Regions from separate parts of the Homo sapiens genome. Here region 2 is linked to region 1. The links are chromatin loops, found by intact Hi-C in ENCODE. Cell type or tissue: heart right ventricle. All regions are shown on one strand.

The links. Peaks named below come from ENCODE experiments on the same cell type or tissue, not always from the same donor. Only the 100,000 strongest peaks of a DNase experiment are listed, where the experiment ranks them.
Region 2: it touches region 1 in a loop (2.3-fold over the local background); 52 of 110 quality-filtered maps call a loop at or near these places.

The regions. Positions count from the first base shown.
Region 1 is chr19:14,147,014-14,149,513 of GRCh38, forward strand. It overlaps ADGRL1 (adhesion G protein-coupled receptor L1), which reads right to left. Exons shown (of 23, transcript NM_014921.5): 23 at 730-2,500. The region is part of intron 1 of ADGRL1-AS1 (ADGRL1 antisense RNA 1); the gene reads left to right. Among named protein-coding and RNA genes, the nearest start is that of ADGRL1-AS1, 11 kb to the left of the region's middle. RefSeq lists an enhancer at 865-1,608. In heart right ventricle, CTCF peaks have their summits at 1,263 (motif pointing right) and 1,462; a DNase peak (open chromatin) is centred at 1,288; H3K4me3 peaks cover 330 bases; H3K27ac peaks cover 1,603 bases.
Region 2 is chr19:14,478,921-14,481,420 of GRCh38, forward strand. GIPC1 (GIPC PDZ domain containing family member 1) reads right to left here. Exons shown (of 9, transcript NM_005716.4): 5 at 1,673-1,858; 6 at 1,385-1,565; 7 at 492-604. Among named protein-coding and RNA genes, the nearest start is that of PTGER1, 4.8 kb to the left of the region's middle. RefSeq lists an enhancer at 1,028-1,622. In heart right ventricle, CTCF peaks have their summits at 1,317 (motif pointing left) and 1,516; no DNase peak of the experiment used is centred here.

The DNA of each region.
Region 1 (2,500 bases):
TGTAATGAGACATCACAGTGTAAAATTCCTGAGCTCTGCTCTAGTACAGCCTGGGGACAGACGTCTGGGCCAAGAAGGGCTTCTGTGAGACAGCATGGAACAGTGGCCTGGTCAGAGAGACTTGGGCATGCATCTGAGGGCTGTAAGCCTCAGTTTCCCCATCTGTAAAATGGAACTCTAATCGCTGTCTCCATCTGGGAGGATTTTGTGAGGATTCAGAGAAACTGCACATGAAATGCTCCACCAGGCCCAGGAACTTACCAAGGTCTCATAAACGTGAATGATTCTATAACTGTCAAGCCTCTGCCAGGGGTTCTGAATGCTCGAGTGCAGACCAGAGCCCATGGGGACGCCCCTGTGCAGATCTGCTCAACCATTTCTTTCTTTCTTTTTTGAGACAGAATTTCACTCTATAGCCCAGGCTGGAGTGCAGTGGTACGATCTTGGCTTACTGCAACCTCTGCCTCCCAGCCGGGTTCAAGCAATTCTCCTGCCTTAGCCTCCCAAGTAGCTGGGACCACAGGTGCTTGCCACCACGCCCAGCTAATTTTGTCTTTTTAGTAGAGATGGGGTTTCACCATGTTGACTAGGCTAGTCTCAAACTCCTGGCCTCAAGTGATCCACCCACCTCGGCCTCCCAAAATGCTGGGATTACAGGCCTGAGCCACCGCGCCCAGCTATTCACCCATTTCTTACTCCCCCACTCAAGAAGTCACACCACTCTTGTCATTCCAAGAAATCTTAATTTCTTTATTGTTTGACTTTTTGACTCAACAATTTTTTTAAAACTTTTTGTTTTTTTCTGAAACGTTCTTGTTGTTATGAGCCTTTTGTTTTGTTCTCGTTAAATGCACTCGACCCAAAATTGGTTTGGCATATCGAAAAGGAGACCAAGGAGGGAGGGGCTGGGGCGTGGGAGGTGGGGAGGAGGCCCGAATGGACAGAAAGTTGAGGATAAGAGAAGAGGAACATAGAGACAGCCAGAAAGACATGGGGAAAGAGTGTTGGAGACAGAGAAAGGGGAAGGCAAGGGAAAGCCAAAAGAAACCAAAATCCAGAGAAAAAGAATTAACAAGATTTAGGAGCAAACGAGTTCAGGAGCCTAAGGAAGGGAGTAGGAGAGGAAACCAAGACCCTTCTCTGTACCGTCCCAGCTGGGGTGGGGGCGTCAAGGCACCAGGTCTGGTTAGGTTGGGGGGACACCTGGGCTCTGGGGGCGGCTTTGCACTGGACTGCAGTGATGTCCAGCCCCAGCAGGGGGCCCTGCCACACAGCTCTGAGGCCTGGAAGCCACCCGGCGATGCCGGCTGGAACAGGACCCGATACACCCTCTCTCCCTTTGATTGTCCGAGTCTGGAGAGATACAAGGAAGGCTGGGCAGGGAGGAAGTTGGCCTCTCTGTGTGCCTCAGCCCCCTGGAACTCTCCTGGCCCTCCTCCTGGTGTCGGGGGCAGCCACAGGCTGGGCTGCTTCCCGGGACAGGCCAGCTCCTCGCCTGCTCATGCCTCCTGCCCGCTCTTCACAGACCTCTGACCACCCCTCCACACAACAGAGCTCCCAGCCTAGTGCAGTCCGGGAAGGGCCATGGAACTGTCCCTTGCCCTCCTCAGAGTCGTCTGGCAAGACTGTCCCTGGCCTCACTTCTCCTCCCCATCTAGACTTCACCCATGGTCTTCTGGTGTAATGGGTTAGGCCTTTCTACCAGAAAAAGCCAGAGTTGGAACCCAACCCCACCTCTTCCCCACACCTGTTCCCTTACACGGGACAAACCACCATCTTTGGTCTGACCCCTTCTCCCCTAATTGATGGGGACAAGCCAGCCCCAGCTCCCCGGGAGAAGGGAGGGGCTTTCTAGCAGCAAAAAGGGTCCCTCCAGCCACCTACCTGTCCCCTTCCCCCCAGTTCCTTCCTAGAGCCCCTCCCCCTTAACCCAACAAAGTTCATGGCAGCAGCAGGCTGAGACCCGAAGATGTTTGAAAACTCATGGCACTTGTGAGAAAAGGAGGGGCAGAGAGATGGGGAGAGGTCAGAGCAGAGGTGGAGGGGCCACCTCTGGGGAAACGGCAATGCAGGGGCTGGGCTAGGGTGGCCTGGGGCTATGCTGCCCCTAGAGTTGAGGGAAGGGGGCTGGGGAGGCTGGCCTGACAGGCTGGAGAGGAGGGGGCCGGGACAGGTGCTCAGGACACATCCCGAGCCTGGAGCTTCCGGGGTCTGGGATTTGGGGTCAAGCCGCCCAGAACATGGGTGTCCCGACCCCAGCCCTGGCACCTGGCTTCGTCTTCCCTGCGGGAAGGTGGAGGATAGGGAAGGTGATCTCTCACCTTTGCCCCTCCCCATCCCCCAGACCGCCTTGCCGTTCCCAGCACCCTCCTCAGCCATACCCATGCCCTCCACAACCCCAGTGCCTCCCCATTTTCCTTCTGCCATCAACCTCTCTAGGTGGGAAATCAGCCCCATCTTCCCCGGCGAGAGTCCCCAGAGCAATATACAAGAAGCAGGA
Region 2 (2,500 bases), 330 kb after region 1:
ACTGATGGGCAAACTGCGGCCCATGTGCCCAAGGAAGGTCCCTGGGAGCTGGGAAGTGGCAGAAGTGGACTAGAATCCAGGCTGTCTGCCCAGAGTCCCCTCAGCTAACAGGTAATGCTGCCGGTTATGAAAAGGAAGGGAGGGCTGGGCGCGGTGGCTCATGCCTATAATCCCAGCACTTTGGGAGGCCAAGGAGGCTGGATCACCTGATGTCAGGAGTTCGAGACCAACTCCTGGCCTGGCCAACATGGTGAAACCCCATCTCTACTAAAAATACAAAAATCAGCTGGGCATGGTGGTGGGCACCTGTAATCCCAGCTACTTGGGAGGCTGAGGCAGGAGTATCGCTTGAACCTGGGAGGCAGAGGTTGCAGTGAGCCGAGATTGCACCACTGCACTCCAGCCTGGGTGACAAGAGTGAGACTCTGTCTCAAAAAAAAAAAAAAGAAAGGGAAGGGATGCCGGAGATAGGGTCCGGCTGGAGCACTCACCAGATCCTCCACCGTGGCGGGGCCCCGGGATCGGAGCCGCAGGGTCCCTCGGCCAGTGCCCAGTTGTGGGCCAGAGCCAGGGCGGCCACCCGCTGAACGCTGGCTGATCATGTCTGTGGGAGGCAGGAGAGGAGTGAGTGTGGGGGAAGCTTGGTTTTAGCACGTTCTGGGCAGGAACTTGTCCTTCCTGGCTTTCACCACCACCCCAAACTTCTCCAGGCTTCTGCAAGTTTCTGGGGGCTGGGGCCGGGGTGATCCCAGGAGGGCAGGAATCCTGACTCAGGCCTGGCATGGATGTGGGGCAGAGCAGGGGGAACAGCTGGGGGCCAGGAATAGGAAATGCTGGAGGGGAGACTGGAGGGGCCACTTCTGCTCCCAGGGGCTGGGGGACAGGAAGCAGGTGTACCCCAGCCTGAGTCTCCAGCTGCCTGAGTCCGTCTCCTCTTGGCCAAGGGGGTATGGCTGCTGGGCCACAGACCAGCCCTACCTGCCCAGGGAAGTGATTTAGTCCCCCACCCCCACCTCAGGGGCCTGGGGCCCATTCCTGAGAGTTAGTGAAGCCAGATGGAAAAGTGGGGGGGCTGGCACTGAGCAGTCAAGCCTGGCCTGTTGGGGATAGGGGGCTGGCCAGGGCTGAGGGCGCTTGGCTGGGCTAATGGCCCCTGGAAGCTAGGTGTGAGGGCAACTTCCTCCTCGCCCCCGCCCTTCTCCCAGGCTGGGCCAAGGGCCAGCACCCCGTCTGGGGTCGGGAGGAGCTGCAACCCCTTCCCTTTCTGCAACCCCTTCCCTTTCGGCAGGCCAGGCTTGGGCGCCACCTGCTGGCCGCTCCCGGCACCACCGCCTGCGCCCATGCGAGCAGCGCCACTGGGGAGGTCCAGGGGGCGGCTCCTCACCGAAGGCCTTGCGAGGCTCCGTGAGCTTCAGCGTGAAGGTACGGCCTCGGGGCAGCTCCTTGAGCAGCCGGGCCACCTCGTAGTGCCGGCAGCCCAGCAGGCTCTGCCCGTTAATGGCCTCGATCATGTCGCCCACGCTGATGAGGTGGATGTGGTCGATCACGCTGCCCTCCTTGATGCGCTGCGGGGGCGGGGAGTCATCAGCCCTTGGGGCTCTGCCCTGGTTTCCGGGGTCCCATGGCCCACCCTCACTCCCAGGCCTCCGGGGTGCCCCGTCTCCCCAGGCACCTTGATGAAGGCGTAGCCAGCCCCGTTGTCCGTGATGGTGAGCCCGAGTGCATCCTCCGACTTGAACACCTCCACCTCCTTGCGCTGCCCCTTCACGTGGGCGAAGATGAAGTCCTCCAGCCCGATCTGGCCCCCCAGGAGCTTGTCCATGTCCACTTTGTGGGTGTTCAGGGTGCAGAACATCACCTGCAGGGGTGGGAGACGCTGAAACCTCTTCCCCCTCCCTCCCCCTTTTCTAATCACCACTGGAGGGCGAAGGGAGAGAGCTGGGAGAGGACTAGGGGGATTCCATCCCAGTAACTCATCACCCACTGAGCCTGAGCCAGGGCCACAGCAGGGCCCACATTAGCGTGTCAGCTCTGCTAGGACTAGGATTTAGTTTTCCTTTCTCTTTTTGAGACAGGGTCTTGCTCTGTCACCCAGGCTGGAGTGCAGTGGTGCCATCATAGTCACTGCAGCCACAACCTCCCAGATTCCGGCAATCCTCCCACCTCAGCCTCCCAAGTAGCTGGAACTACAGGTGCTCGCCACCATGCCTGGCTAATTTTTGTATTTTTTGTGGAGATATGGGGTCTCACTATGTTGCACAGGCTGGTCTCCAACTCCTGGGCTCAAGTGATCCTCCTGTCTCAGTCTCCCGAGTAGCTGGGACCACAGACACGTGCCACCACACCCACATAGTTAAAATAATTTTTTTTAGAGATGGGAGCCTCATTATGTTGCCCAGGCTGGCCTGGAACTCCTGAGCTCCAGTGATCCCCCCATCTCAACCTCCCAAGTAGCTGGGACTATAGGTGTGCACCACTGTACCCAGCTAGGATTTCGGTC